Regions from separate parts of the Homo sapiens genome. Here region 2 is linked to region 1. The links are chromatin contacts, found by Hi-C or POLR2A ChIA-PET in ENCODE. All regions are on one chromosome and are shown on one strand. The core of a region is the stretch at or near the end of the contact, and the rest is flanking DNA. Distances in the headings are between cores, read along the strand shown.

Region 1 (4,744 bases), core at 825-3,324:
GAAGGGAAGACAGGGCTGGGAAACAAAGGCCTCTCCCAGAGCCTGTTCGGGATCAATAAGAGGGCTCCTAGACTCCAAACCTCGCTTACAGGAGTGTTAGAAAGACCGCGCAGGCCCAGGACCCTCCCCGTGTCTGTCTTACAGCGACCAATATTGCAGTGAATGCACTGAGAGCAAGGAACAGCAAGGTCTCTCCCTCACTCTTCGAACACTGCTTGCTTGCCTCCACCCCCAGAAGGAGCTCTATCAGTTCAGGAGCCACCAAGCTCACGCAGAAAGGATTCACAGGACGGCTGGTCAAGACATTTTTGCTGCCCGCCCCGGGGTGGGGACGGAGGCCGTCAAGGTTGGGATGAGCATTCAGCCGAGCCGAGCCACCGCGTGCTTTCCCGCAGACATCGGGGTTTCTGAGAACTAGGAGGGAACAGCCAAAAGAATGGAAGCTTGGCGCCCTGAAACAAGCCTTTTGGGTCCTGAGGGAAATCTGGGCGCCCACGGGCAGCCGTCTCCCCCACCCGCCGCTCGGCGCCCGCGATCCGGCTGGCGCTGGCTGCAGCGTCCAGCCAGGCGGCGCGGGGAAGAGCCGGCGATAACCCGCCCGAGCTCCGGGGATCGACCGCGCTCTCACACCCCCCCAGTTCCCAGCGACCCCCACCGAGACTTGGAGACGACTTCAGCAAACTTGGGGAAGCAACTTTTCCCGAGGAGCTAGACTCCTGAAAGAAGGAGAGCTGAGCTAGGGACGAGGGAAAGCGAAAGAGACGGGGAGGAACGGCGACAGTCCGGGCGGGCTGGACTCCGCGGCGAGAGCGGCAGGGGAGGCGGACCCGCCCCGCGGCGAAGGGGAAGCACAAAAGCCCCGCAGCGAGTTGTGGGAGGAAAGGCGAGAAGGGGTCTGCCCGCCCTCCCTCTCCGACCCAGGGCCGTGACCCCCTGGGAGCGACCGGCTGGGTCCCAGGCCTCTGGCCAGCGGCGCCAGCGGCCAGCGCGCCCGGCCCAAGCACGGTGCGAGCGTCTCGGGGAGGCGGCGAGCGAGTCGGTGCGGAGCGCTCCGTGCGTCCGGGTGGTTCCGCGGGCCGGCGGGACCGTGCGCATTTCAAGCGCGTGCGGGAGTGTGCGAGGCGCTGTGCGAGCTAGCGGCGGGCGCGCCAGGGTGGGAAAGGCATCCCGAACGCATCAGGTGCAGAGACCGGCACCCACCGAGAGCGGCCGGGAGCGCACGGCGAGCTCCGGTGTCACCGCCGGTCCCGCCGAGAGCCGAGGAGGGCCCGCAGCGCTGCAGACCCTCTGGAGCTTCCCTCCCTCCCCTGCAAAAGGGGGGTGGGGATCAAGTCCAATCAAGAAAAAGCCCACCACGTTTTCTCAAAGAGAAACAAAACGTAAGCAGTCCCAGTCCTGCTCCCCTCCGCCCCCAGATCTACTCGTCAGCTCCTCCGATTCTAGCTTCCCAGCCGGCCGGCGAATAAACACACAAATAAATAAACCACAACCTTATCTTGCGCCCGCGCACCGGTCCGCATACATAAGAGCACCCACGGGCTCTGTTGCTCCGCCAGCCCCTGGCGGTACAAAGCCTCCGGATCCCCGACCCCTCTGCTCACGCCCTCAGCCCCCGCACACCGCTACGCCCCCCACCTCTCACCCCGACCGTGCCCTGAAGAGGAAGGGCTGGGGAGGCAGCTGCGCCCAGGCTGACAGCCGGGGCTCCCCCTTCTAGCCGACCCCCAACCGGTGGCGGCGACGGCTGCAGCGGCAGGAAGGGAACACGCCAAATAAAAAAGGCACAAGCCCAGCGGCCGAGTGGCCGAAGCGAGCGCGCGCCCCCCAGACCTCTCCAGCCCCGGGAAGCCCCGGCGCGCGGCGCTCGCTGGGCGGTGCGCCTCTTCCCGGCCCCTCACTCACCGCAGCCGAGCCGGGCACTGTGGGGTGGGTGTGCGTGCCTGTCGGGGGGTGTGTGCCTGTGTCGGGGAGGGGTGTTGCTGGGGAACTGTTGCTCTCCGTATCACGGCGGCAGCGACAGCATCGCCCGGCAGTTCGCAGTACCCGCTCTCATCGCCCTCAACTCCTCTCTGCTGCGAGGTTAGCAAATCACCACCGGCTGCTGCGCCTCCGCCGCGTCCCACGTCAACGCCGAGCCCCCTCCCCTGCAAGGCCCCGGCGCCTCTCCATCTTTAGTGCTGGCGGCCGAGCCCGGCTCCCTGCCCACAGCTGCCCCCCTTCCCTCCCCCCTCCCGCGCCGTCCCCGGGCTCAGCCCGCCCACCACCCCGCACTGGCCGAGCCCGCGCGCGCTCCCCGCCCCACCCCTCCTTTCCCCTCCCCTCCCTTCCCCTCCCTTCCCCGCGCTCCGCGCTCCGGGCTTCGCCTGACATCTAGCTGCTGCTGGGGCGCCGGCGGCCGCCTCTCACCGGCCGAGCGGAGAGGAAGGAAGGAGCCAGAGGACAGGAGTGCATGGGGACTCAGAATCCTTAATAGGGGAACTGAGGGTGAAGGGCGCGCAGCAGCCCCCACCTACTCCCAAGATTTTAATTTGCACTGGATACGGGTTTTGTCCCCCCCTCCCCGCACCCCGGTGCTCAAGCACGCAGTTTTGTCTCCTCTTCCAATGTTTGCCCCAATTCAGTGCGTGTCATCTCGCCTTTAACTTTTTTCTCATGGCTCGGGGCTGCAGTCCCCCTGACATCTGTTTTAAAAGGCCGCTTTCCTAGCCCAAACCCGGCCCTCTCATCCTCCTGGTTACTGCGCGCCTCCCGGCTTGAGCATCCGGATTTCAATAAGTCTCCCGAGGCAGAGTTCGCGGGCGCTAGTGAACCAGGTGCCAGAAGGTCCGCGGGGATCTATTGTCGAAGCGAGACACCCGTTTTTAGCTGTCGCGATTGCTGGAGGCCAAGGTCGAGTCCTGGGAGAAACTTTTCTCTCTCCCAAACCTTGGACAGCCTCTCGGCTCTGCCCTCATCCTACCCCCCCGCCCCCCAGCAATCTGGGTGGAAACAGTTCCCGAGAACTGCGCCCAGCTCAGTGCACAGTCTTCAGGGGGCAGGGGGAAGCTTGGACAACCTCTGGGCCCCTCAAAAGTGTGTCCTCCTTCAGCTGGCCGCCCTACTTCAGAGGGTAGAGCAGCCAAAGAAAATGTACTCTTCCTCTGACTGCAGAAAGCTGCCCTCTCCCCTTTTCCCTGGAGCTGAGCGAAGGTAGGGTGCCAGAGGCGGGAAGCGCTCTTCGGGCACGGGCTGTGGATTCTGACCGAAGCCCAGGAGGTTGGGGTGGGAGGTGGGGGTGGCCGAGAGCGCCATCCAGGGTTCTCAGGCCAGTCAGCCCTCGAGGTCACGCGGTTTTAGCAATGCGGAGCTTATGTCACCAAGGCCTGAGTCTGCATGTTCTGTCCGTGACTCACGGGTGGGCCAGAGGTTTTCCGCAGGACTCACCTAGAATCACACCTCCATGCGTGCCTCTGGCACTGCCCCAGACCCAGTCCCATGAACTGTAGGGTCATGGAAGGTGGCAGAAATCTGTATCTGTTCGCTGAAGGCCAGGCGGTAGAGTTTACACATCGGAACTGATCCGGGTTCACAAGAGCCGCTCATGAGGCAGCCCCAAAGACGGGTCATTCCATCCCAGCAAGAGCCACTCCTGACTCTTAAGAGCAGGGAAAGCTCAGCCCAGCAGGAGTCTGCGGAGAGAGCTGGGCAGGGGAACACACTTGAGTGAAGGAAGGGCTCCTCTGATAGCACGGGATACAACCACATCAAACCCAGGGCAAGCGGAGGGGAAGCCCAGTCCCTGGGTATTCATTTCATTAACAATAAAGAGCAATCCCATTTAGAGACTACCTGTTTTTCTAACTAAGGTCTATACACCCTGTTAGAGGAAAGGGATTTAAAGAAAGTTAGGAAAGAACTGGGCTGCAAGGAGAGCAAGAGTGGAGGGATGTAAGGAGAGGAGAAAAGACCCTCCTGGTGCCTCACCAGGGAAACAGAAGAAAGAATCACTACACTTGTTGAGCTTCTGCCTAGATAGTGCCTGCTGGAGGTTTCCGCTTTGCTGTCCACATCCACCTACCAGCCTCTCCTCAGTGCAGTAGCAGGAGAAGCACACAATTAACCCCTGATCCTAATCTCCTATTAATCCTCAAATCAGAGAAAGAGAGAATCTCTGGAAACAATGGGAGAGAAAGCACAATCCTCTATGGCCCTGGCCTCCCCACCCCCGTGCCATATTCACTCTATGTGAAAATCTCCCTTGCTTCATAAACGCTGCCCATTAAAAGCCCAGCCCTTGTTAGTAAGTGTTAAAGAGAGATTAATGCCTGAATTTAAGAGGTGGAGAAGGTAACAAAAAGGAAGAAGGCAGGCGAGGCTGTGGGCTGAATGCCAGCATTGGGCTCCAAGCATTTCCACTTAGCGCTGAAGGCTGGCTGCACAGCAGTTTGATAAGGTTTATTGGGCCCAGATAAAGCAGCAGCAGCTCCCCCACCAAAACTGGCACCATTTATAGCCAGAGCTATGTCCTTGGGTCCTGGGAAGGCTGATGAGAATCCTCAGTTCAGAGATTTCATATGGCAGCACCTAAAAACAAGCAGGATGGAAAATTACAAGAGAATACTCAATCTCTCTCGCGCGCACATGCCCGCTCTCTTTCTGTCTCTCTCATGTTCGTGTATTTAGAGTGATTTTTCTTTTACATTTTTTCTTGAAGCGTCTTTTAAGGGAAACCTGGGTATCAGTTCTAAAAATACAGGAGATCTCA
Region 2 (4,744 bases), core at 994-3,493, 190 kb before region 1:
AAAGGCAGCCAGGGGGCCGAAGGAGTCAGGTGGCATGAAGAAGAGGGGAGGACAGATATTCAGATCCCACCTGGGGAGAGACCCCTGTCTACCCTCCTCCTCTCCCCTTAACTCCAGACACATATAAAGCCTCCAGACAGCCTCTTAGCTTGCCCCCTGGCCACTAGGCCGTGCAACATTAGAACTGTTCTGTTGTTGTAGGTAGGAAGTTGGAGAAGAGGCATGTTAGACTCTATTCAGGTGTCTTCATGGGGAGAGGAAGGTACAGTAAGTTCAGAGGTGTCCCCAGACAGTAGCCCTCAGAAACCACACTCCCCTGAGCTCTCCCCATACCTCCCTACTGGGGTCTGCAGGGCCCACGGGGTTGGGTGGGGCATCCAGGTGCTGATTTAGTACCATCCATTGCTGCAACACCAGATTACGACAATACTGCATGATTTAACACACAACCACACACACAAAGCACACGCGCACACGCACATACATGTACAAAGGGATATTTTGGTGGTGGTGGATTTTTTTTTGTCTTTTGTCTTCCTATTCACATTACAAAAGGAAAGGGCAAGGTTCTGCAGAACTGACGAAGGAACTAACAGATACTACAAAAATATTACAATTTGTGAAGATTAGCTCAACCCTCTCAGCTTTTATGAATGGAGCGGGGAGGGGCCCAGGCTGAGTGGGAAGGGCATGGGAGTGAGGGGGCCAGCTAGTTCTATGGAATAGTTTGATTTTTTTCTCTTCCTTCCCCACCAATGTTGAATGACATCTTGCTGTTAAAAATACTGTTTTCTGGGATTTACAGATCCCCTGAGGGCCAGCCAGTCCCCGCTTCTTCCCAGACCAGAGGAGGAAGCCATAGTGCATAATGATTTCTTACAGACGGCCCCTCCCCCAAATGATTTCACCCTTTTCACATTATAAACATGACAACTGTTCTAGTCACGTATTTCAAGTTTAACTTCTTTTCCTTTCCAAAACACTAAGTCGTTACTATAGTTGCAAAATAGCATCCTCCCTACTTTACCATCCCTAATCCACAGTCTAGTGACACCGTCCTCCCAATTCACATCCTCCCAACACACAATTTTAAGGCCTTCAGATTTGGTGGATGAGATTGAAGGGGAGGGCAGGAGGGCTGGGGCCGAGGGACGGGGGGGTCGTCGCAGCAGCACCCATCCCTCCGGCTTCCCTACATTCCTCGTGATCCTTCTCCCCAAAACCGCTTCCCTAAACCACTTTGTAAAACCTAAGATCAAAACGCAGCCACAACTTTCTCAGAGAGAGAAAGGAAAGAAAAAATAATAATAAAAAACTCTTACACATAAAGCATGAGATGAAACGGAGGGTCCGTCCCAAAGCAAACACGAATATTGCAAATGTGCTTTCCAAAATTCAGGAGGGTCGGGGGAGGTTGGGGAAAAGAGGGAGGAAGAGCAGCAGAATGGGAGGCGGGAAAGGAACAAAAGAACAACTGGACAAACATAAGAGGTAGCTTTTAGAAAAACAACACCCCCACCCCAACACAACAAAACAAAGGCTGGATCCCGCCCCCCTCCCCAAAGACCAGCCGTGAAAATAGACCAATTCTGGCAATGAGAATGCACGCACAGAGGTGAGACCACACAGTTGCAAGGATCCAAACACAGGCCCTCAAACCTCAATGGCCCAGCAAATTGTAAGAAAGGTGGGATTCTCTCCAGAGTGTTTTAGGCGGAACGGATGGTGGCCACAGGTGACTTCATGCACCAGCGGAGCCAAAAGTGACTCCCTAGTGCCCTCTGGGGACCATGAGACCCCAAAGCAACATCCCCTCCCCACCCACGCTCTTCGCCCTCCTCGGCCCTCACATTCAGATCCTGAGTATCAACTCCTCCTGCACAGTTCCTGCCAGCTGGGAGGCTGGTCTCCAGGGGCACGGGGAGGGTCTTGACCAGCTGAAGTCTATAAAAACAACTATTAATTTACACAAGAAACAGAAAAGAACACCCTCCCCATTCCTCCAAGCCCCAACCGAAAAAGAGATACAGAGGTTAAGAAAGCTCATGAGGTCACAAAAAACTGAGGTAATTCAAGTACAATGTGCTAACAGGGGACACAGAAAAGAAGCAAAACATAACACAAGGCCAAAGCGCTTTCAAATCCTCCTCCTCCTGCAGCTCCTCCCCCTCCTTCTGCTCCTCCTCCTCCTCCTCTCCACTGTGGACCGAGGGGCGCTGTGAGTCAGGAATTCTGTGCGACTCTCTCTGGACCTGGCTTTTCTTGCTGAGCTCACTACATCTGGGGTCCCCAGTGTGACTCAACAACTTTCTCCCTTGCCCAGCTTCCCTCATCCCACGGGCTGGGTGTCCTCTTTTCCAGGTGTGGGACCCCTCTAGAGAAAGACATCCACAACCTACCCTCGGAACCTCAGCCCATTCATGGATTCCTTCTCCTGGGACTGAAGTAGGGCTACGTAGGGACTGTGGTTTGTTTGGTAGGATATTAGGTATTTAGTTGTGATGCTTTTCCATTTTGGAAGCAGCGCAGCAGGAATCTTGCTCACGATGGTGCTGGACTAGGGTGGGGTATTGGATTTGTTTTGTGTTCTCAGAAGGCTGAGGGTAGGAGGGACCCTGAAGTCAGAGGCAGCTATCCCACTAGGGAACCGGAGAAGGATGGAGACACCGCCAGGTCCCTGAGGGGCTGGGACTCCCCTGGGACTTGGAGGACAGGAGTCAAGGGGAGGCTGGGAACAAAGAGCTGGAGGAGGGGCAGGGGTCCTGAGGCTCTCAGAGACCACCGGGGGACACCCAGATGTGGCAAAGCAGAGGAAAGCAGCAGGTGGGCTGAGTGGTGGGAAGAGAAACAGAGCCCTTCTCCTCCCCAGTCAGCCGCCAGCAAACTAGAGCTGCCATTTTGAGCAGCTAGTGACCCAGCCCAGACCCATCAGCAGGGGAGCGCCCTTCTGGCTCACCTCCTCCCTCCCTTCATCTCCTGGGGGTCTTGGTGGAGGAAGGCCGGCACAGACCGTGTGGCTCTGACCAGAGGACCTCTCACCTGCTTTCTAGCCTCCATTTCTGGACACATAAAAGAAGGTCTGGGTGAAGGAAGGAGAAAAATGTGCCACCATTTGAGTGAACAAAATACCCAACCCCATCCCAGAAAATCAGGCAAACCTCCAGCCGGGAGAGGAGGGTGGAGGCCCCCAGAGGAGGGGCAGTGGCTTGGCATCCAGGTCATCTGGAGCCCAGAGAGAATCCAAGGCCAAAAAGCTACCAGGTTTCCTTTTCCTTCTGTTTTTTTTTTTCTTTTCCTTTTTTATTTGTCATAGTCCTTCCTTCATCTCACTCCAACTCTTCTTTCCTGGCTCCCCGCTCGGCTCCACCGCCGCGGGCCTCCCTTCACACATAGCACAGGTAGAGGTACGTCTTCTCTATCCTCCAGTCGGGCGGGATCTCCTCGGGCTTGTGGCCCTTCATGTGCTTCTGCATGGAGGAGAGGCTGGGGCAGTACTCTGTGCAGATGGTGCACTGGTAGGGCGAGGCGCCGTTGTGCGTTCTCAGGTGCTTGATCATGGCCGAGTAGTCCCGGGAGCGCTGGTGGCAGAGCTTACACTCAAAGGGCTTCTCACCTGAGGGCGGAGGGACAGGGCAGGAGAAAGTGAGGACAGACAGAAGGCGGTGAGGGCACCATGTCACCCTCAGGCGTGCCAGGGAAGCTGGGTTCCTCCAGCTGGGCTTGCTCCAACAGAACTTTCTGGGACAATGAAGGCACCACCCAAGACGGCAGCCACCAGTCACACATGGCTATGAATGAGGCTGGTGCGACTGCAGCTCTACAGTTTTCTAATTTTATTTCATTGTAACTAATTTAAATAGCTACATGTAGCTAGTTGACTACTGGATTGCCCAGCTCCTTGTCTTACTATTCTTAACTCTCCCAAGGCCACAGTCTTTTCCCTTTCTAATTAAGAAAATGGGTGTCTAGAAAGAGAAAGGCCCCAAAGTCCTCAGGAATGGCTCTTCAAGCCACAGTTCCGTCCAGAGAGCAGGTGGATCGAGACCTTTCAGGGCTACAGATGGTGGGGAGCAGGGGTGGGGGGAAATTGAGGGAACCCAGTCCTTCAAATATGCTGCACCTGGGGACACCTATCCTGCTAAAGCTCTCTTTTTTTTTTTTTTTTTTGAGACGGAGTCTCGCTGTGTCGCCCAGGCCAGACTGCGGACTGCAGTGGCGCAATCTCGGCTCACTGCAAGCTCCGCTTCCCGGGTTCACGCCATTCTCCTGCCTCAGCCTCCCGAGTAGCTGGGACTACAGGCGCCTGCCACCGCGCCCGGCTAATTTTTTGTATTTTTAGTAGAGACGGGGTTTCACCTTGTTAGCCAGGATGGTCTCGATCTCCTGACCTCAAGATCCACCCGCCTCGGCCTCCCAAAGTGCTGGGATTACAGGCGTGAGCCACCGCGCCCGGCCTTTTTTTTTTTTTTTTTTTTTTTTTTGAGATGGAGTCTCACTCTGTTACCCAGGCTGGAATGCAGTGGTGCAATCTCAGCTCACTGCAACCTCTGCCTCCCGGGTTCAAGTGATTGTCCTGCCTCAGCCTCCCAAGTAGCTGGGATCACAGGTGCCGCCACCATGCCCGGCTAATTTTTGTATTTTTAGTACAGACAGGGTTTCACCATGTTGGCCGGGCTGGACTTGAACTCCTGACTTCAAGTGATCTGCCTGCCTCGGCCTCCCAAAGTCCTGGGATTATAGGCAT

Evidence for each region. A loop is a pair of places that touch in the nucleus more often than their neighbours do. ChIA-PET counts read pairs that join two places held with the same protein, here RNA polymerase II (POLR2A). Pooled maps may share reads with other maps.
Region 2: a map of heart right ventricle shows a loop between it and region 1 (3-fold over the local background). The contact joins the enhancer-like site here to the promoter of ZBTB16 in region 1. A Hi-C loop is called at or near these places in 59 of 168 maps with a recorded cell type or tissue (B cell, CD4-positive, alpha-beta memory T cell, Caco-2 and 35 more) and 38 of 50 pooled maps. POLR2A ChIA-PET finds 5 or more read pairs at or near these places in 11 of 52 experiments (A673, BJ, CD4-positive, alpha-beta T cell and 8 more).

The regions. Positions count from the first base shown.
Region 1 is chr11:114,057,041-114,061,784 of GRCh38, reverse strand. It overlaps ZBTB16 (zinc finger and BTB domain containing 16), which reads right to left and starts at 2,074. Exons shown (of 7, transcript NM_006006.6): 1 at 1,903-2,074. RefSeq lists a silencer at 2,224-2,518.
Region 2 is chr11:114,249,195-114,253,938 of GRCh38, reverse strand. It overlaps ZBTB16 (zinc finger and BTB domain containing 16), which reads right to left. Exons shown (of 7, transcript NM_006006.6): 7 at 1-3,613. The coding sequence ends at 3,384. Among named protein-coding and RNA genes, the nearest start is that of NNMT, 45 kb to the left of the region's middle. Within about 2 kb of position 2,243, at least 9 of the 41 ENCODE cell types and tissues checked have a DNase peak (open chromatin) inside an H3K27ac peak, as active enhancers do; they include ascending aorta, gastrocnemius medialis, heart right ventricle and 5 more, where a contact is called at or near this core.